Regions from separate parts of the Homo sapiens genome. Here all the other regions are linked to region 2. Evidence: read pairs that join two places in POLR2A ChIA-PET (ENCODE). Cell type or tissue: K562. All regions are shown on one strand. Each heading gives the region's core, and the rest is flanking DNA. Links, peaks and the distances in the headings are about the cores only. Region 1 overlaps LPGAT1 (lysophosphatidylglycerol acyltransferase 1). Region 2 has its middle 26 kb from the start of NTRAS. Region 3 has its middle 31 kb from the start of RD3. Region 4 overlaps LOC107985261 (a long non-coding RNA gene).

Evidence for each region. Peaks named below come from ENCODE experiments on the same cell type or tissue, not always from the same donor. Only the 100,000 strongest peaks of a DNase experiment are listed, where the experiment ranks them.
Region 1: POLR2A ChIA-PET joins it to region 2 with 7 read pairs; 2 of 35 experiments call an interaction of 5 or more read pairs at or near these places.
Region 3: POLR2A ChIA-PET joins it to region 2 with 5 read pairs; 5 of 35 experiments call an interaction of 5 or more read pairs at or near these places.
Region 4: POLR2A ChIA-PET joins it to region 2 with 5 read pairs; 3 of 35 experiments call an interaction of 5 or more read pairs at or near these places.

The regions. Positions count from the first base shown.
Region 1 is chr1:211,814,909-211,820,354 of GRCh38, reverse strand. All of the region lies in intron 2 of LPGAT1 (lysophosphatidylglycerol acyltransferase 1), which reads left to right. Among named protein-coding and RNA genes, the nearest start is that of LPGAT1, 13 kb to the left of the region's middle. In K562, for the core only: no CTCF peak of the experiment used is centred there; no DNase peak of the experiment used is centred there.
Region 2 is chr1:211,611,332-211,616,777 of GRCh38, reverse strand. No RefSeq gene overlaps it. Among named protein-coding and RNA genes, the nearest start is that of NTRAS, 26 kb to the left of the region's middle. RefSeq lists an enhancer at 1-211. In K562, for the core only: no CTCF peak of the experiment used is centred there; DNase peaks (open chromatin) are centred at 1,927, 2,657 and 3,247.
Region 3 is chr1:211,519,989-211,525,434 of GRCh38, reverse strand. No RefSeq gene overlaps it. Among named protein-coding and RNA genes, the nearest start is that of RD3, 31 kb to the right of the region's middle. In K562, for the core only: no CTCF peak of the experiment used is centred there; no DNase peak of the experiment used is centred there.
Region 4 is chr1:211,527,567-211,533,012 of GRCh38, reverse strand. LOC107985261 (a long non-coding RNA gene) reads left to right here. Exons shown (of 3, transcript XR_001738449.1): 3 at 3,602-3,961. It overlaps LOC107985260 (a long non-coding RNA gene), which reads left to right. Exons shown (of 4, transcript XR_001738448.1): 4 at 1,105-2,230. Among named protein-coding and RNA genes, the nearest start is that of RD3, 38 kb to the right of the region's middle. RefSeq lists a silencer at 640-840 and an enhancer at 4,828-4,897. In K562, for the core only: no CTCF peak of the experiment used is centred there; no DNase peak of the experiment used is centred there.

The DNA of each region.
Region 1 (5,446 bases), core at 285-5,284, 200 kb before region 2:
TGACAGTTGGTACATTATCTATCATTTTTCTTAAAGTATCTCTCAGTCAGTACCATGCCAGTTACCTTTTTTTCCTTGTGACTTAATGAATTGGATTTTCCTCAATCTGTTATTTGTAGGAGGTTTGTATGGGGCCAGGGTAGATTTCCAGATTTCTGCCTCAGAGGTAGTCTTTTTCACATATGACACCTGGGTGTGTTTCTCTGTGTGGCCACAAGTCTTCTGCCTCTCTAAAAAAATGTCTAGACCTTCTAGAAGGTCTTTTGCCGCTAATTCTGAACTTTCCACTCCTTCCTTTGCAGCTGTGATTGGAGGGACATGGCTCCAGCATGCCAATGTAAACCACCCCCCTGCCTGCCTTTTTTTTTTTGAGACGGAGTCTCACTCTGTTGCTCAGGCTGGAGTGTAGTGGTGCAGTCTTGGCTCACTGCAACCTCTTGCCTCCTGGGTTCAAGCGATTCTCTGCCTCAGCCTCCCGAGTAGCTGGCAGTACAGGCGTCTGCCACCATGCTTGGCTAATTTTTGTATTTTTAGTAGAGTCGGGGTTTCACCATGTTGGCCAGGCTGATCTCAAACTTCTGACCCCAGGTGATCCATCCGCCTCGGCCTCCAAAAGTGCTGGGATTACAGGCGTGAGCCACCGTGCGCGGCAACTCTTTTCTTAAGGAAAGGTATTGTTCTGTTGCTTTCTGAGATCTGCCACTGTCAGGCCCTCTTCATCACATGCCACACTGTCTTGCCCTATAAGCTGCTCTCCACCCCAGCATAGATTGTATGCCTTGTTTGATCTCAGCCTTGTTCTCAGGTACTTTGGTGGTTTTATTTTTTAGATTTAAATTTTTTGGTTTTTTTTGTTGTTGTTGGAGACAGGGTCTTGTTCTGTCACCCAGGCTGTAATACCATGGTGCATTCCAACTCACTACAGCCTGAAACTTCTGGCCTCAAGTGATCGTTCCCATCTCAGCCCAAGTAGCTAAGACGACAGGCATGTACCACCATGCCTAGGTAATTATTTTAATTTTCTTGTAGAGATGGGGCCTTGCCAAGTTGCCCAGACTGGTCTCAAACTCCTGGCCTCAGGCAGTCCTTTCACCTGGCCTGCCAAAGTGCTGTGATTATAAGCATGAGCCACCGCACCCGGCCTGGGATTTTTATATTTTTGTTTTTCTCCTAGGTTTTCTGAAAAAGCAGTTTTGCGCAGTTTTTTCTCCTTGTTGCTATCTGTATTTTCCCAGAAGATTCATGCCTATAATGCTGCTATGTCCATACCAAAAAGTACAACACAAGATTTTTGTTTAACTATGTAATTATAATTAAAATAGCACTGCCACCATCCTATTGTACACTGGTTGATTATTATAGAATGGAGAGCAATTTTACCATCTAATTAATTTTCTTTGAGGTCTGTTGAAAAGCATAAAGTAGGCTCCAAAGTGTGTTTCTTTTGTCTCCCAGTGGTTTCCAACGTGTTTTGATTCTTAGACTGCTTACCAGTAGCATATGTTTAAGACATCCACTCTATTTCCATTTGGCTGCAGTAAGAAAATGTCATCAAAACGAATGGAAGGAGTGAGTTACCTTTGGTACTTTAGTAAGGAATATGAAATAAATGTGACATTAATACAGTAAAGCTCTAGGGTCTGGTCTGCCTTGAGAACTTTAAAGATCACTAGTGCACTCCAAAGTTTGACAAATATTGTTACATAAGAGTTTACCATTCCTAATCTAAAATTAGGGTTTGCTGAGTATTTAGGCTTTGTTTTAGGAGTTTCTTTTCAGAGTTTGCAAATTAGTGGCCATATTCAGAAGCTGATCTGTTTTATTTTGTCTTAGCACTATTTAAACTTAAATTAGTTGTCAACATTTCAAATTAGGGAGATTTCACAAAACATGAAAACAAATTCCACATTTCCAGCTATTCTTGAGAAATTAGAGATCTGGCCATGCTGAGCCCTTGTTCCTGCATAGTAACGATTTGCTGGAGCTGCATGATGACCACCCCCTTTACTGTCCAGTTTATCCAAGATCCTGCTTCTTGTCTTATTTTGGGCCTACTTTACTTATTAAGGATACTTGCTTGGATCCCAGAGACTTGGGTGATGTTCATTTTAAAATATTTAAATTATAATTACTAGTCTATTTCTGTTAAGCATGGTTTTGCATTTATATGCCCTAGTAGTGCCTAAGACTAATGAACCCTGCCATTAAAAACTGAAAGTTGGCTGGGTACGGTGGTTCACGCGTGTAATCCTAGCACTTCGGAAGGCCAAGGCGGGTGGATCACTTGAGGTCAGGAGTTTGAGACCAGCCTGGCCAACATGGTGAAAACCCGTCTCTGCTAAAAATACAAAAATTGGACTGGTGTGGTGGTGCATACCTGTAGTCCTAGCTACTCGGGAGGCTGAGGCAGGAGAATTGCTTGAACCCAGGAGGCAGAAGTTGCAGTGAGCTGAGATCGCACCACTGCACTCCAGCCTGTCTCTGGACAGAGTGAGACTCTGTCTCAAAACAAAAACAAAAACAAAAAACCTGAAAGTTTGTTAGTAATCTCAACTGCTGATTTTATGAAGCAGAGGCATTTAATAGGAACGAAAAAATGAAGCACCATTACCAAAAGCTGTGGTCACAAGGTTTTTCAAGTTTCATGTATCCTATTACTGACATGGTAAAATGTTGCCAGTTGTTTATACACTCATTAGTTAGTAGAATGTCTCATTTCTTCTTAAGAATATAATTATCTAAAATCTAGATTATTAAAAATTCTTTCTTTCTTTTTTTTTTTTTGAGATGGAGCCTCACTCTGTCCCCTAGGCTGGAGTGCAGTGGTGCGATCTCGGCTCACTGCAACCTCCACCTCCTGGGTTCAAGTGATTCTCCTGCCTCAGCCTCCTGAGTAGCTGGGACTACAGGCGCCGGCCACATGCCCGGCTAATTTTTGTATTTTCAGTAGAGACGAGGTTTTGCCATGTTGGCCAGGCTGGTCTCGAACTCCGGACCTTAGGTGATCCACCTGCCTCTGCCTCCCAAAGTGCTGGGATTACAGGTGTGAGCCACCATGCCCAGCGACGGATGGTTTTATGAATAGTTGAGTTCGTTATGAACTGCATGTTCAAAATGCATTTGTGACAAGTTTTTTGAAAAACAGAGATCAATATATACGTTTCCCCCTAATATGATGGTTCCATTTATTAAAGTTAATTGAGGTCCTTGAAGGGAAGAAAATTAACTGGGGGCTAAATTTATAAGTATAGGTTACATGGATAAGGAACTAGGATGTCATTTGGAATAATTGTTGCAGGCTGTTTTATACGGTTGGGATAGAATTTGTTTTTGTATATGAGACTCTGAATTGAGCAGCCATTATAAAGTGTAAATAATCATTCTAAGCTGTGTTAAGCCTCAGATATTTGTATACAGATGTATTTTCAACAAATAATAGATATTGCAAAATAAGTATATTAGAGATAGCATGATGTGTTGGGGAAAAAACATTGATTTTTGAGCTAGTATGAGGTTGGATCCTGTTTCTCCCACTTGCTAGTTTTATCTTTGAGCTAGTTGCTTAATTTCTCTGAGCTTCAGTTTCATCATCTGTAAAAATGGAGGTTATGAAACTTGAATGTAAAGTGAAGCCTGGTGTTTGGCACTCTATAAATGATAATTTCATTATTATTAGAATGATCATTATTATATTAATGTCTAGGAAAATAATTATGTTAGCCTTTTGGGAAAAGGCATGTGTAAATGAATAAAAGCTAACTTATGAGGTAGTCTTAGAAATATATCTGAGGCTATTCAGGCCTAGCTAGTAGTGTAGCTCAATCGAGTTCTTGCTTTAATCAATCAATAAAAATAATTTAGGCCGTAGTCTGAATAAAATATTAACTAATTAGATTTTATGTTTGTAAATTTTGCAGTGCTTCAAAGCAATTTATTAATTCAGTCACCTATTCTAATGCAAAAATTTGAGTGCCTTCTCTGTGTCAGATATTGTGCTGGTGGCTGGGAGTACAGTGGCAAACAAAACAACATAGTTGCTGTTCTTAAGAAGTTTACATGTTAGTGTGGGAGAGAGACAACAGGAGTCACATCATAACCACGGAATCACATGTGAAAAGGGCTATGAGAGGATGAGACAGAGGACTTGAGCTTGAGACTAGTGGTGCCAGGGAGGGATGCCCTTGAGAAAGGAACACTGAAATTGAGACCTGAGGAATCAGTAGGAGTTGGCCAGGTGAAGCTAGGAGGAGGGACAGCATGCACAAAGGCAGAAAAGCCAGGCGCAGTGGCTCACGCCTGTAATCCCAGCACTTTGGGAGGCCGAGTCGGGTGGATCACAATGTCAAGAGATTGCGACTATCCTGGCTAACACGGTGAAACCCCGTCTCTACTAAAAAAAATACAAAAAATTAGCCGGGCGTGGTGGCGGGCGCCTGTAGTCCCAGCTACTCAGGAGGCTGAGGCAGGAGAATGGCGTGAACATGGGAGGCGGAACTTGCAGTGAGCCGAGATTGTGCCACTGCACTCCAGCCTGGGTGACAGAGCAAGACTCAGTCTCAAAAAAAAAAAAAAAAAAAAAAAGAAAAGCATTTGTCATGTTTGAGGAACAAAGGGAAGGCCAGTGGCTGCAGCAGGGAGGGAGTGAGGGGGAGAGGAGTTTAGTGGTTGAGGGAAGCTGGTGAGGCCAAATCCTTTAAAGCTTTGTAGTGCATATTAAGGATTTTGAAATTTATCTTGAGGAAACCATCGAAGAGTTTTAAGTAAGGGAATGATGAAATCAGATTCCCATTTGTAATTCTACTCTGCAGCTTTGTAGAAATGGACTCAAGAGAAGCCAGTGTGTGTGGCCAGGAGACCGTGTGGAAGATTCTCACCTTATCAGGTGAGGGTGATGGTTGGTCTAGTGATGATGGCAGTGGAGATGGAAAGTGAACTGATTGGAGAGTTTTATAGGAGGGAAAATTGTCAGGACTTGCTGAGAGATTAGACATGGAGGATGAGGTAGAGAGAGAGGTGACAGGGATGCCCCTGAGGTTTCTGGTGTGAGCTGCTGGGTAGATGGGGAAGTTTAGAGAGGAGGTAACTGAGAGGAAAGATTTTAAAAATTTAAAAATTTAGCATAGGGTAGATGAAAAACATCCAAGTGGAGCTGTGAAATTGACATGGATGTGCAGTCTGGAACTTGTAAGGGAAACTTGAGCTAGAAAGAGAAATCGGCAAATTATCCATGGTGTTTAAAGCTGCTATCACCTAGGGATATCTCAGTACGAAGTGACGAGAGGCCCAGGATTAACTTGTGAGGGAATGCCACCATTTGGAGGTTAAGAGAGGAAGATGGGAAGAGAAGAAGTGGAAGGAATGCCAGCCTTAAGAGTGTGGGGTCACAGAAGTCCACAGTGTTTCAATGCAGGGACCCGCTGAATGCAGCTGAGCATTTATTTACATT
Region 2 (5,446 bases), core at 160-5,159:
CCGACAGGAAGTCTTTAATCTCCACAACAGTGGTAATCACGAGTTCGGAGAGTCCAGCTTTCCATTCCAGGGAGCTCAGTGGGATTGGCAATCCTGCCCTTTGCAATGAGAGCCCTTTCATCTGAACACACCAAGTGTTTTGTCATCCTGGGGCCTGGGAACAGAGACAACAGGCTGGTGTCTGCCTCCTGTGTACATGCAGCTTAGCTGTCGCTCTGAAAACTGGTTAACGAAGCAGGGCTGTAGGGGGCTTAGGCTGGGGGTGGACAACTGAATGGCCCGTAATCACTGGCGGTGGCCCTTTCTGAAAGCTTCCCTGCTCTTGACGACTGGCTGCAGACCCTGCCCCATTCCTGTCAGGAAACTCACAAGAGTGGGGATTCCCTTGGGATGCGGTGGGAATTGTGTCTCCTCCATCCTCTGCTCAGGGCTTGGTAGGTCCCAACAGAAGGCTTATCACAAGCACCAGCCTGTCTCCCTTACCCCAGAGAGCAGAGCCCAAGGAGACTCTCTTCTGGCTCATGCTGAGAGGGGGTGCAGGCTCAGAGGACTGTGGGTTCTGACACCCACTCCTCAGAGAAACTGACATGGAAGATATTTACAGGGGGTTAAACTACCCCTCAGGGTGCATTCACTCCTTCACTCACTCATTCATTTAGCACATCTCTACTGAAGGCTTCTTATGTTTCTAGTCCCTGGGAAACTGTGGTGAACAAGAAACACAGTCCTTGTCCTTGTGGAGCTTACATTCTTACAGGGGAGTGGAGAGATAGAAAATAAATAAAAAAATAAACAGGGGTATATATATATATATATATATATATATATATATATATATATATACACATACATACACAAACACATATAATGCAATGTGAGTTAGAGAAAAGGGCTATGAAAAAAATTAAAGCAGAGTATAGACAGGAAGAGGAAGAGCTATTGATTTCATTTTTTATTTTTTTCTCTAGAGACAGGGTCTCACTATGTTGCCCAGGCTGGTGTCGAACTCCTGACCTCAAGCCTCCCAAAGTGCTGGGATTACAGGTGTGAGTGAGCCACGGCACTCAGCCAAATGGCTTTTGTTGATTTCCCCAGCCAATGGCACTTGGGGAAACTGGCTGAAGAAAGACTCATCCCACCTTTTCAAGGATGCATTAAAACATCCTTGACTCACCATTGTCCCCACCACTTGCAGCATCTTAGAAACCAAAAGTTTTGCCCGGGTGCAGTGGCTCACGCCTGTAATCCCAGCACTTTGGGAGGCCAAGGCAGGTGGATTACTTGAGGTCAGGAGTTTGAGACCAGCCTGGCCAACATGGCAAAACCCCATTTCTCCTAAAAATACAAAAACTTGCCAGGCATGGTGGCAGGTGCCTGTAATCCCAGCTACTTGGGAGGCTGAGACACGAGAATTGCTTGAACCCGGTGGGTGGAAGTTGCAGTGAGCTGAGATTGTGCCACCACACTCCAGCCTGGGCAACAGAGCGAGACTCCATCTCAAAAAAAAAAAAAAAAAAATCAAAAGTTAAAATACCCATTGGAGACCCTTTTTCATCTCCCCATAATTCCCTCTGTATATTCCTTTCCTGGGAGTCGAATATTCCCATATCTAAATTTACCAACCACAAACCACAGAACTTTTGTGATGTGATAGAAATTAGCAGGTAGATGTTATGTCTGTTTCCTTTAAGGCCACTGCAGTCAAATCTGGGGCTGACAGGAAGCTCTGCTCACATGGCCATGGGCTTGATGGCAGGAAAGTGTCCCCTTTAGGCCACTGAAAAGTGTTCCCTTTAGGTTCTTTTAACTTCCACTCTCCTGACCTTGGAATCAGCCTGCCAGGCTGTCTCCTTTCAGAAGGACGGAGGTGCACAGGTGTAATGTGCGAGATAGGAAGATCTGCCCTGAGGTCACTCTGCTGGTTCTGATAACAACGGGTACCATAGACTGATAGGTGTTCAGTCAGGGCACACAAGGCCGTCCTTCGCCAGGAAGGCCGTGGGTGTGGTGGACTTAGAGGCAGAGATGCGGCTGGAGTCCCGGCTGCCCTGTAGCCTGGAGGCAGCGTAGGCTTGAGAGGCAGGCAGACCCACGCACGGTGCTGCCACTTCCCAGGCTGCCCAGCCCCTCTGAGCCTCAGTTTCCTCATCAGTAAAGTGAGGACCTTTAACTTCCTTAAAGAAACTGTGAGGCTGGGTGCAGTGGCTCACGCCTGTAATCCCAGCACTTTGGGAAGCTGAGGCAGGTGGAGCACCGGAGGTCAGGAGTTCAAAACCAGCCTGGCCAACATGGTGAAACCCCGTCTCTACTAAAAATACAAAAAATTAGCTGGGCATGGTGGTGGGTGCCTGTAATCCCAGCTACTCAGGAGGCTGAGGCAGGAGAATTGCTTGAACCTGGGAGGCGGAGGTTGCAGTGAGCCAAGAGTGTGCCACTGCACTCCAGCCTGGGCAACAAGAGGGAAACTCTGTCTCAAAAACAAACAAACAGAAAAAACTGTATGCAAGTCCCTGGCATCTGTTAGATACTTGATAAATGACAGTGGCTACAGCTCCTTGGACAAATAGCTTAATCACTCTCAGCTTTGATTCTTCATCTGTGAAAGTGAGATATCAATATATCTGTGTCCCGGGGTCATTATGAGGATGAGATAATATGTGTGAAACCGCCCGTCACAGGGCCTGGCACTCAACATATGTTTAATCTACATTGGGAGCTCGTCCCGGAGTGAGTCAGTGGCTGGGTAGGTGTGGAGAGGGGCATTCATAATGGCTGAGCAGCCCTTCACATTGCAGGGGATGGAGTCCTTTTTCCTGTGCCCAGCTTTGTCAATGAAGAGAAAGTAAGAGAGGGTAAGTGGGGGGAAAGGATTTTCTGGATTTTTTGCTGCTTTAAATTCTGGCTTCAAAATTAGCCAGGCATAGTGGCACGTGCCTGTAGTCCCAGCTATTTGGGAGGCTGAGGTGGGAGGATTGCTTGAGCCCAGGAGGTTGAGGCTGCAGTGAGCCAGGATTGCACCACTGCATTCCAGCCTGGGTGACAGAGTGAAACTCTGTCTCTTAAAAAAAAAAAAAAAAAAAAAATTCTGGCTCCAGAATTGGAATTTACAACACTGGTAATATACCATCCAAACAGATTACATACTCAAAAGAGGGTGGGGCGGCACGAGACCAGGGTTGCTCAAAAGTGCAGTCTCACAGCCTCCACTTCCCCTGTGGGGAGCTGGCTCTGTGTCCTGGGCTCACCATCAGCCCTTCCATCTGCTGACTCATGCTCTCACAGCCCCAGCCCAGGACCGCTGAGCATGTTCAGGGAGGCCTATTAATAGCCTCTTCCTGGGACGCTCATGGTGTCTTTCTCTAAGGCAGTTTGACTACAAGCCTGCTGCCCTACCCCTCATTCTCACTCTCACGCCACCAGCACTCTCCTCACAGACCCTGAAGTAACAGTGCTGGACACTGACTGGTGCCCAGAGAGTGCTGGAGTTTCCATTCTGTCACTTCTGGATGTGTCAGCATTTCAAAATGGTGGCCTGTCAGTTTTGGTCAGAGAGCAAGGCTGAGGTGAAGCTCTTCTTACAGTGGTCCAGCGGGGTCCGCAGGATCTCCACCCAGTTGCCAGATGAGAAGCTGTTGGTAGTGGTGAGGAGGAGGATGCAGAACCCTCAAGGCGCCCAGCCTGCAGGGCAGGAAGCACAGCACCAGCCAGTAGCCGAGTTTGCACGGGAACAGGCTTTGTAGGCCCTGGGCATTGCTCACTCCAGGGCATAAGCAGAACCCGGCCTGGCAAACAGGCCAAGGGCTGCAGAGAGCATCTGGGCTGTGTTGTGAGGAGGGCCGTGGCTGCCTCTCTGGGCATAGCCTTCACAGAATGACCTGCTTTGGGAGTGTCTTCCGCTCCCACAGTGACTGGGTGAAGTAGAATCCATGGCAGGACAAGTTGAGGCCCCCTGGGCAGGCTTGAAGAGGTAAGAAGCAGCCCTGGTTCTCAGTCACTGTACTGGGAGACTCCCCTGCATGCTCTCCATGGGGACATCTTGTATGTGTGGATGAATAAGACAGCCCCATATAGTATAAAGAACATGCTTTTTCATCTCAGCTTTATCACTCATAAGCTGTGTGATCTTGGTCAAGATACACTCCTCTCTGAGCATTAGTTTCCTCAGCTATAAAAAGATAGTGTAGAGCCTGGGCAACATAATGAGACCCCATCTCTACAAAAAAAATTAAAAATTAGCTCAGCATGGCGTCATATGCCTATAGTTCCAGCCACTTGGGAGGCTGAGGAAGGACGATCGCTTGAGTCCAGGAGTCCGAGGCTGCTGTGAGCCATGATGGTGACACTGCACTCCAGCCTGGGGAACAGAGCAAGACCCTATCTCAAAAAGAAAAAAAAAAAAAAAGAAAAAGTTTTGGACAGGGTGGGGTGAGTTCCGAGGTCTCTGCTCTTCCACACCTGAGCTTCCTAGTTAATATCTTGTGCCTGTTCAGAAAATGTTGATCTGTTCAGGAAATGACAGAGGAGCAGCTAAAGAAGTCAGTAGACAAACAGGTTGCGGGAAGAGAAGGGGGAAGAGATTGAATTGAGGACTTTCTCCCTCTCTCCCTTAGAAGTCCTCCCCAATCCCTTTCGTTAGAAAAGCTTCCCTGCAGGTTCCCCACACCGTCTCCCTGGCAGGGCCACTGTTGCACAGAAAAACAGAGGCCATGGTGTGGCTTTTCTGGGCCTGAGACATGCCTTCCACCATTAGACACTGTCAGCTGAATCTCTGCTTCCTCTTCCATCCCCCCTCTCACCCAGTTCTTCTCTTTTCCCCTAACTCCTTTATGCTCAAGTCAGGATTCAGAAGGCTCCCAGGGCATGGGAGGGCTTTGCGAAAAAGGGAGAGTGAGGTGAAGGGGGTCTTGGTGATAAACAGAAAGCTTGGCCTACAGGGAGTCGGGTGCTGGGAAGAGAGGAAGAGAGAGGGAGAGAAAGCTTAGAGCTAGATGAGACCTTGACAGAGGAGGTAACCTCAGTGCTCCCCGTGACAACCATCCAGACCTGCGTGGCCCGAAATAAGTTGTCTGCCTTCATCTCTCCATCTGTAAAGTGGGCAAACCTGCCCTTCTGCCTCAGGAGGTTGGTTGGAAGCATCCACAGCCCCAAACAGCCAAACAGCCTGCTGATTTTCCAGCCTTGGCAGAGAGGTCGGAGAGAGGGAGGTGCAGCTGCCTCTGGCAGGGGGTGACCCTGGGGACCCAGCGGACCATGGGTTAATGGTTTGACTGCTGGGGTGCGAATAGCTCAGCCCCTAGCTCCAGGATACCTCAACACCAGTCAAGGGGAATCCAGGCTAAGATGCCCCTCCCCTGCCCCCTGAACTTGGCATGCAGGGAAGATGAAAGTGGCTGAAATGATTTGCTGGCTGGCGCTTCAGCCTACACGTCTGTCTGGCAATTGGTTG
Region 3 (5,446 bases), core at 248-5,247, 91 kb after region 2:
ACCTGTATCTTGTATTGTCCTCCTATCTCATCCTGTGACTAAGAATGCCTAACCTCCTGGGAATGCAGCCCAGCAGGCCTCAGCCTTATTTTACCCAGCTACTATTCAAGATGGAGTTGCTCTAGTTCAAATGCCTCTGACGCTCCCACCTCAGCCTTCCCAAGCACTGGGATTACAGATGTGTGCCTTCACATCCAGGTTTTTTTGTTTGTTTGTTTGTGTTTTTAATTTTTGGTAGAGACGGAGATCTGTATGTTGCCCAGACTAGTCTTCAACTCCTGGGCTCAAGCAATCCTTCCACCGCAGCCTCCCAAAGCACTGGGATTACGAGTGTGAGCTGTCAGGCCTGGGCTTTTTATTTTTATTTTTTATGGATACATAATTATTACCCCTTAGCCCTTTCCAGGGCACTTCCCCTGACATCCCCAGCCTCCCCCATTGCAGCTGCTGCCAAGGCTCATTCTGTTCTGGGAGGGGCTCGGGTCTTCCGCTTTATCCTCCTGGCAATGGGCTTCTCCACCTGAGGAGCAGAGCGGGGTGGTTGGGCGGTGGGGAGGGAGCTCGGGGAGCTGGGGATTACCTCCTGCTTGGAGCAGAAACAAAACCAGACACAAGTGTGGAGCAGGGGGGACGTCTCAGCACACTGGCGAGGCCTCCTCTGGCCTCAGAAAGCAGGACTAGCCAGGGCAAGCCGCTGGGAGAGCAGCCCATGGTCTGTTGACCCAATTCCCAGGGAATGGCTGAAGTTCATCTTCCCTGAGGAAAGGCTGGCCCAGATGAGGCAGGAGGCCATTTCCAGAGCCAGAAGACGAACCAGCCAGCTGCCTGCCACCGGCACAGGCACAGGCTCAGCATACCAAGGGGCCTTTGCACACGCACTGTCCGGAACACTGACAAGCCCAGTGCACAGCATGGGAGTGGGAGCGTGTGTAGGCACCCTCTCAGGCTGAGGCCACGTGGGCGCCATGCAAGTCCACAGATTCGGGTCCACCAACAGGCCCCAGTGGATTTATTCTGCAGTGCTGCCTTCCTTTGGGCAAAGCTCCATCTTGTCCTAATTTGTAAACTTACCCACCTTGGAGCTCATGGGCCTTGTAGTTCATGTGGCCCACTCTGGGCATTTTACACTCAACAAAACAGACCAAGTGGGGTCAAGTGACTTATCTAAGGTCAAACAGCTGATACGTAATTGTTTTTTGAGTTATAGAGATGGCACAAATTTGGGTGACTTGAAATCCAGAGCTAGGAGAAAGAGGAGACAGAGTTTAGAGTCCTAACGGCCTGAGTCACCTCCGTGCTTAGTCTCTTTCTGAATGTGAGTCTTTTGACAAGCTACCAAACCTCTCTGAGCTCCAGCTCCCTTATCTTGGAAGCAGGAGTGATCAAATCTACTCTGCAAGGTTGTTGCAGGGTTTAGTAATCACATACATTAGAAGCCTGGCATATAGTAGGTACTCAATAAATGTTTCTACAACTACGGGGTTTGATAAGGTGGTAAAACAATCAACCACAATGCTATTTAAATGGCACCTATCATGGGCCAGGCTCTAGGCTTGGAGCTGGGGACACTAAGACAAATTGGGTGTCTGGACAAATTGGGTGGGTGGAATGTAGGATAAAGACAAGAAAATACTGCTGAGCTGTGTGCCTGGTGCTATAGGGAATACAGGAGAGGCACCAAACCCAGATGCTGTAGAGGGTTGGGGGGTCAGCGGAGGGGGCAGCGGAAAACTCAAGAAGACTTCCTAGAATTTGAAGAATGAATAAAATTTACCCAGGCAAATAGGAAGGGAAAGGAGATTGGAGCTGAGGGAACTGCAAGGACAAAGACCCAGAGCCAGAGAAAGTCCTAGGCAGTGGATATGGAGAGGGGACTGGAGGGTGAAGAGGAGTGTGAGTGGTGTGAGAAGAACTCCATCTTTACCTGAAGGGCTAGGAGCCTTTGACTACAGCCAGGCCAACACCTAAATTCTCAGCAGATAAGCCAATTCAGAAAATAATGAACTTTGGTGTTTTTTTATTTGTTTGAGACAGGGTCTCGCTCTGTCACCCAGGCTGGAGTGCAATGGCGTGACCTCGGCTCACTGCAACCTCTGCCCCCCTAGTTCAAGCGATTCTCCCACATCAGTCTCCCAGGTAGTTGGGACTACAGGCGCCCGCCACCACGCCTGGCTAATTTTTGTGTTTTTAGTAGCGATGGGGGACGGCGGGGGGCGGGGGAGAATAGGTGGATTGGGGAGCGGGGGCCAGGGGTGGCGGATCTCACCATGTTGGCCAGGCTGGTCTCGAACTCCTAACCTCAAGTGATCCGCCCACCTCTCCCTCCCAGAGTGTTGGGATTACAGGAGTGAGCCATCCATCCCACCCAGCCTGAAAATAAACTTTTCTTCAATTTACTCTTTTTTTCTCAAAAGTAATTGCGTCATTGTTTGCTACAAACAAACAAACAAACCTTGGCTTTATTAAAGGTCACTGGTAGATGAAAGTGGTGGCTTAGAATTAGGCTCCTTGGTATAAAAGGAAGGAATTCAAACACACCTGAGCAACGGAAGTAGCTATCCATTTGCTAATGGTTTAACAAACCACTTAACAAACTACTTCTTTGGGCCTATAGCCTGGAGGGGACTCCAAATCTTCTAGCTAGAGATTCTCCTCATTATGTTAATGTATTGAACACATTGCCTTTGATAGTTCTCAAGGTTGTGATTGGTGGTGGTGAGTGGGGAGGGGGATTTGCAAAGTGTTTCAGTTATTGAAATTCATTCAACAAATATTTACTAGGCACCATCCTAGGTGTTTTGCGATAAGGGCTAAACAAGACAGGATTCCTGTACTCCTGGGGTCCTTCTTCTAATAAACTTGGAAGTTTGTAGCTAACACCAACTCCTCAGGAAACAAGCAGCCATCCGTCCCATCAAAGGTGGCAACAGCAGTGTGGTTAAGAGCCAGGTATTTTCAAGTCAGATTAAACCTGGTTTTGAATCCCAGCTGTCTGAACTCAGGCAAGTGACTTAATCTCTTTCAGGCTCTCAAGAGTGAAGTGAGAGAAACAGAACCTACTTCACAGGGTGTTTGGAAGATTAAATGAGATGAAGGATGTGAAGTGCTTTCTACTAAGACCGATACATCATAAGCCCTCGGTAAATGATAGCCACTGGCATTAATGATTTTTTTGTTTTGTTTTGTTTTTTGAGATGGAGTCTTGCTCTGTCGCCCAGGCTGGAGTGCAGTGGTGCGATCTCGGCTCACTGCGAGCTCCGCCTCCCGGGTTCACACCATTCTCCTGCCTCAGCCTCCGGAGTAGCTGGGACTACAGGCGCCCGCCACCACGCCCAGCTAATTTTTTTGTATTTTTAGTAGAGACGGGGTTTCACCACATTAGCCAGGATGGTTTCGATCTCCTGACCTCGTGATCCGCCCGCCTCGGCCTCCCAAAGTGTTGGGATTACAGGCTTGAGCCACCATGCCCGGCCAATGATCTTTGAGACAACTCAAAAGCCAAGTGTGCAGAAAAGAGGTTTTAATATGGTGAAGAGGGTGGTAATGATGGTCCAGTTCACACTTCAAAATCATTGGCACAAAGGTTTCTCAAGGGCTGGGATTGGGTTTTGTTCATTTTGCATCTCCAGTGTCTAGCATGTAATAGGTCATTAATAATGAGCCCTGGATGAATGGTTCTTAGCTCTTGGCCAGGACCCAGGAGAGGGACTAGGTGTCAAACAGTTCCAGGAAGATATTATTTCATGGGCTACTTACTCTAGCCAAGAAAGGTCAGTGGGACCTGGGACATCATCAAGAACTGGGTCATTTGTGAAATAAGCAAACACTGCATGGACACCTGATAACACATTTTTGGAAAGAGTGCAGAGAGCAGAAAGTTCAGGAGAGAGCAGGCTAGCAGCAGAGAAGGGGAGGAGTCATTTTGCAAAGGGAAAACCTTGGGGGAAGTGTCCTGGAAAGTCCGTGGCAAGAAACACCTTTGTTTCACAGTCTATGCCTTTGACCCTCAACCTGCCTCCCCATGAGCTACAGCGGCACATGCAGTTCTCTCTCCTTTTCTTAAAACAAGGATGAGGGGCCTAGGGTTTCCCATGCAAGAATAGGGCTCTGGGGTCTCAGGCTAGTCCACGACCTGACTAGGAGAGAGACAGCCAGGATCAGAACAAGAACATCCCGAAGACCAGTCTAACAGAGCCAGAAACACTCCTAAAATTGGAGGACCTCTTTCCCTGGTTTTGGGAGGAATTTAGAGAAGTTTGGGCAATATTCCATCCTCATGTGCTCACAGATTCAGAGAATGTTAGAGCTGGACAGAATTGTGGTCCAACCCCTCATTGGACACTTGAGGACGCTGAGTCCCAGAGTGGGTTAGTGATTTCACCAATGAAACACAGTGAGCTGGGATCAGAATCCACACCAGCTGGTTGATTCGCGGGTCAGTGCACACTCATACAAGTGATCTCTGAGCTCTTCACTGAGACATCCAACTGCCTAAGTGACATCTCTGTTTGGAGGTCTCAAAGATTCCCACAATTCGACATGCCTAAGGTGGAACACTTAACCTTCTCCTTAGCCTGGCTGGTTCTCTTACAGTGTTTTCTAGTTCCATGACTGGTGGTGCCACCTACCCAGTTGAGCAAGACAGGAATAAAGCAGGAGTCTCCCGACACACTCTCTCTCACTCTGCATAGCCAATCGATTACCAAGTTCTGATTTATCTTCTAAATGCATCTCCAGGCCCTCCTCTTTTCTCCATTTCCTGTACCATCACCCTATGGCAAGCTACCCTGCCCTCTGATCCCTTGACTACTGCAATAGCTGTCTGCCGACTACACTCCAGTCTGTTTAGGATCTGTCCAGCCCATTTCTCACGACGCAGCCTCAGAATCTTTACAGAACACAAAACTAGTCATGTCATACACGCATCTGCTTGGGGAAACTTCAGTGGCTCCCCTTTTTTCCCCCAACCGCTTTTATTTATTTATTTATTTTTTTGAGACAGAGTCTCGCTCTGTCACCCAGGCTGGAATGCAGTGGTACAGTGACACAATCTCAGCTTACTACAACCTCCGCCTCCCAGGTTCAAGCGATTCTCCTGCCTCAGCCTCCCGAGTAGCTGAGATTACAGGCGCATGCCACCACAACCGGCCCATTTTTTGTATTTTTAGTAGAGATGGGGTTTCACCATGTTGGCCAGGCTGGTCTCTAACTCCTGACCTCAAGTGATCCACCCACCTCAGCCTCCCAAAGTGCTGGGATTACAGGTGTGAGCCACCACACCCAGCCAATTCCCCTTGTTCTTAGGACCATGACAAAACTTAGCAATGTGACTTCAAAGGCCCTGCATCACCTGGCTCCTTTCTCTCTCTGCCACCCACTCTCACGGTGGGGGACACTGGCTCCCCCTCTCTCCACTCCAGCCATACTCTCTCCAACTACAGTGCCT
Region 4 (5,446 bases), core at 124-5,123, 84 kb after region 2:
TGCCCGGCTAATTTTTGTATTTTTAGTAGAAATGCGGTTTTCTCATGTTGGTCAGGCTGGTCCCGATCTCCTGACCAAGAGATCCACCTGCCTCGGCCTCCCAAAGTGCTGGGATTATAGGCATGAGCCACCACGCCCGGCCAATGAATACTTTTTTACTATCAACATGTCATTTAGTATTTGGGATCTACAGTTGACCCTCCATATCTGTGGGTTCTTCATCCATGGAGTCAACCAATTGCAGATAGAAAATATTTTTTAAAAACAATAAAAATAATACAAATAAAAAATACCTTATAACTAACAACTATTTACAAAGCATTTACATTGTGTTAGGTATTGTAGATAACCTAGAGATGAGCTAAAGTATATGGGCAGTTATACGGTTATACGGAAACACTATGTCAGTTTATATGAGGGACTTGAGCATCCTCAGATTTTAGTATCTGTGGGGTCCTGGAACCAATCTCCCAGGGATACCAAGGGATAGCTGTACTTCTAAAAATTATCTCTTGTTTATCTGAAATTCAAATTTAAGCTGGTGTACTGCTTTTGTTTTTGTTTGTTGTTGGTAAATCTGGCAACCCTGCCGAGAGCAGGGGCTTTGGAGTCTCATACCTCAGCCTCAGATCTCAGCTTTTCTATCTTCTCACTGTGTGAAACTCTCTGAGGCTCACGTTCCATATCTGCCTCCCAGGGCAGGAGAAGGATTAAGCGATAAAATGTGCTGGCGTAGGTGACAACTGTTATTACTGTCCCTGGCCAAGATACCACAGCTAGAAGGCAACGGGCCAGTGTCTGCCCTCCATGCTCTGGTCTGAGATCCCTGGGTCATCCCAAGGGCCTTCAGCAACCTGCTGTCCCTCCTCCAGATCCCAGCCCATGCAGTGCTCAAGGGGCCACTGGGAGACCAGCAGAAGACGCCCTGCACCAGAGAGGAAGCACAATCTGGCTTGGGGAACCCAAACATCTAATAACTGCAAGGAGCCCTGTGGGATGAGAAGGGAGTGGCAGAGGCACTAGCATTTATTCTGTGCTCACCATGTGCCGGGCATTTGTTACCTAATTTAATCCTCACAGCAACTTCTCATTTCCATTTTGCAGCTGAAGATGTATTAATAGCAACACAGGATAAGGCCCGGCTGTTCCTGTTTGGACCACTTTCTCCAGCCGAATCCATGGTTCCTCTCACCTCCTCCAGGCCTTTGCTCACCCCAGCCTCTTCCCTGACTGGGTGCCTCCCATCGGAACCCTCCCTGGGGAACCCGTCCCACAGTGATGGAGCGCCTTATACCCGCTTTCTGCTTTCTTTTTTTTACAAAGCACTCCTACTCATCAAACACATTAACTACTGTGCTTATTTGGTTTGCTTCTTTCCCTTCCAGAATGTAAGCTCTACGAGAGCAGGGTTTTCAGTCCTTTCGGTTTACTGACACACCCCCCATGCCCAACACAGAGCCTTGTACATATTTGTTGAATGGATTAAAAACAGAATAACCATAATCATAGCTGACACTGCCTTAGCCCCTGCTTTTTGCCCTAGAACTGTTCCAAGCACCTCATATGTGCTCATTCATGAATTCCTCCCATCTCAATGAGGCACAGAGCGGGCAAGTAATTTGCTCAAGGCCACAGAGCAAGTGTGCAAGAGTGACGAACAGGTTGGCCTGAGTTCCCTGTTGGTGATGTTTTACTCACTCCGAGGCTGTCTGTGACCCTTGGCATCAGCTCTTTTCGTGGGTGACATGGCCGCTTTGGCAGCACCCTCTCACTCCTCTAACACGCTGTATTATGAGGGCCTCTTTGCTTGTTTACTGTTGACTCAATTTCTTTGCAGGCAGGGACTGGTCTCCTTCATTTTGATTTCCCCAGTGCCTTGCATGGTGTCCCGCCCATTGCAGAGACTCCCCTCTGTTTTCCTAGTTGGCATTTACACCCACCCGGTGAGGTGGGAAACACAGGTGTCATCACTCCATTGCCCCCATTTATCAGCAGGGAAACAAGCTCAGAGAAGTGAAGTCTTTCATTCATTTGACAAGTATTTATTGCACTTCTATTACACCGAGTACTGAGCTAAGTGCTGAGAGGCTGGAAGAGGCACACAGTGGCCAAACCCTGGGTCTCCTGGTTCAGTGCTCACCTGGCCAAAGCCCACAGTCCACACTACAGAGCCCCATGGGTTCTGGCTGCTGCCCAAGGCTTTGGTGAGACCACCCCCTGTTAGAACTGGGCAAAGGCCAAATATAAGCATTGAGGGGCACTGGGGGTGGGAGGGGACTTGAGGATCTAGACAGGCTGTTTCAGCCATGGTTCGTGGGGACTGCCCAGTGGGGCTGGAGCAAGTAAGTGGGTGAGGGGGCGATTTCCAGCCTGTGATGCATGTCTGCCAAATGTGCTTCAAAGCAAACAGGATGCAAACCATATTATTTAACCTGATGTGGTTAGCACCGAGCCTTTCCCAGTGGGGGAAGCCTTTGGGGTGTCTTCTTCTTACTGGGGAATGTGTTCCTCAGGGAGGGGAAAGGGTTGTTTGCAATGTACAGAAAACCTGGAGACTCGTGGCTCAACCAAGAAAAGGCAACATGTTCCCAGGAAGAAATATATCACAGCTGGAATCAGAAGGTCTTCCTGTGTGTCCTTCTTGGCCCCTGAGGGTGTTATATGAACAGATTTATGCTGGAACCTGGGTGTGGTGGGGAGAGGTTGTATTCATTCATTTATTCATTCATTCATTTGACAAGTATTTGTTGCACTTCTGTACACCGAGTACTGAGCTAAGTGTTGAGAATATACCAGGGAACACAATATACCTGCTCCTGTCCTCATTAAACTTGCAGCTTAATGTGGGACAAGCATTAAAGGAGTGTTGCTGTTAATTAATTATTTTTAGCTGCCAGTGCTCTGAAAGAGATTCCTGGATTGCATGGAAAGGTAAAATAAGAAACCTGTTTCAGTTTGGGAGTCAAGGAAGCCTTCCTGGAGGAAGTAGTATTTATGCTGAGTCCTAGAGGCAGTCTAAGAGTTCTTCTGGCCACTTGCTGAGCGGAGTGGGTGAGGGGGCTGATCATCAAGCATTGCAGGCCCAGGGAGGGGCGCATGCGAAGACCTTGAGATAGAAAGGAGTGTGGCTTCTGTAGGTTCTGCATGAAGGGCTCCAGAGTGGCTGGCATCTGGATACTAGGCTGATTGGGAGAGGCAGTTCCTGCTCATGTCTGATGGAGAAGATGACCAAGTTTAACCACGGGAGTGGCATTCCATGAGCAGCAGGGACGTCGTGGAAGTCTGGCGTGAAGGGACGGTTGCCATGAATAGACAAGTTTGTTCTGGAAGGCTTGCTGCAGAAGGCGTGTCTGGGGGTTTTGGCAGAAGGTGTAGGAGTTGGAAGAGCTGTGTGCAAGGCTGAGGAAGTGGGAGCGAGACTACTTTGGGTTGGTGTGGGGGTGGCTGAATGACTCGATTTGGATGTGTACGTTCTGTCTCTCCAATTAATTTTAAGAACTACTATTTATTTCACAACCACTGTGTGCCAAGCAAACACTGATCTATTTCATTCAACCCATAAATAGCTGTTTGAGATAGATATGACCATCCTATCTTACAGATGAGACAAAGGAGGCTCAGAGGATTAAGTGACCTGCCCGCAGCAACACGGAGAAGATGTGGTGGAACCAGGGATCAAAAATTTGTCCTCTGTGTATATAGCGCCTCAACTTTCCATCACACTTGCCTTCCTGGTGACCTGATATCCCAGGATTTTCACTTACTGCTCTGGGGACACATTGGTTAAATCCAAGTGGTTTGCAGGCACTGACTGGCAACATAACTGTGGTCAATAGAAGAATGATGTACTGAGTGGTGGTCACTTAGAACCATGCATCTGCCACCCCTCGAGGCTGGGCCATGAAGAAGGCATGGCTCGGCTGGCACGGTGGCTCACACCTGTAATTCCAGCAATTTGGGAGGCCGAGGTAGGCTGATTGCTTGAGCTTAGGAGTTTAAGACCAGCCTGGGCATCATGGCAAAACCCCATCTCTATAAAAAATACAAACATTAGCCAGGTGGTATGCACCTGTGATCCCAGCAACAGCAGGAGGCTGAGGTGGGAGGATCGCTTGAACCGGGTGTCAGACCTCAGAGCCTAAGCTAAGCCATCATATCCCCAGTGACCTGCTTGTGTACATCCAGATGGCCTGAAGCAACTGAAGATCCACAGAAGTGAAAATAGCATTAACTGATGACATTCCACCATTGTGATTTGTTTCTGCCCCACCCTAACTGATCAATGTTCTTGATAATTTCCCCCACCCTTAAGAAGTTTCTTTATAATTCGCCCCACCCTTGAATGTACTTTGTGAGATCCACCCTCTGCCCCAAAAACATTGCTCTTAACTCCACCTCCTATCCCAAAACCTATAAGAACCAATGGTAATCCCACAACCCTTTGCTGCCTCCTTTTTTGGACTCAGCCTGCCTGCACCCAGGTGAAATAAACAGCTATGCTGCTCACACAAAGCCTGTTTGGTGATCTGTTCACACGGACACGTGAGACACCTGGGAAGTTGAGACTGCGGTGAGCTGAGATCCTGCCACTGCACTCTAGCTTGGGTGACACAGCAAGACCCCAGCTCAAAAAAAAAAGAAAAAAAGAAGGCATGGCTAGTGTGGAAGTGGCTGCAAGCTCAGTTGTCCGTGGGTACTGGATTCAGTGGCGGATCTGGGCACTGCTCCCCACTCCCTGTGGACTCCATAGCTCAGTCATGGACAAGGTTTCTGACCTCGCCGCAGGGCTCAAGGCCTGGCATTCTCACTTCTTCCACCCTCTGGAGGCCCTGGCCTGCCCTGGGTACCCTCCCCAAGTAGCTTCCTTCCCTTGGCTCTTGTGCCTTTGAAACCTGCTGAAGCATTTCCTGTCCAAGGCAGAGTGAGGCTCATGGGTCGCTGGGTTTCCTTTCTATTCCAGGAGTTGTAGCCAGACCTGCTTGAGTCTGGGCCAAGCTCAAGAAGGCAGTGGGTGTGGGGGCCTTCCTTCCAGTTCAGCGAAGGGGCTGGGGAGGAGGCAGGACCAGGCTGAGCTGGTGCTGCTGGGATCAGTCATGGACCACGTGCAGGGGGCAGAGGCACCCAGCCTGGCACTTTGAGGACATGGGAGATAAAGCTCCATTTCTGTCCCCCTAAGGCAGCCTGAGGTTGAGCAGGGCCCAAGGCAGTTCACTAAAAGAACCAGCGTCAGTGAAACTACTCTAGGTAGCTTCAGGCCATTGCTTTACATGCAACTCTCCCAATGCTAAATTCTAAACTGGCTGCTCATTTCAGCTCAGGGCTGATAGCCATGCAGCTCTTTATTATGAATCTTAACCTCTGGGCTCTAGGGGTTCCTGCCCTAATAGTAAAAACAGTATCAGTAATAGCATTCAAAATTGGGGTTCAGCAGGCGACCTGCTAGGAC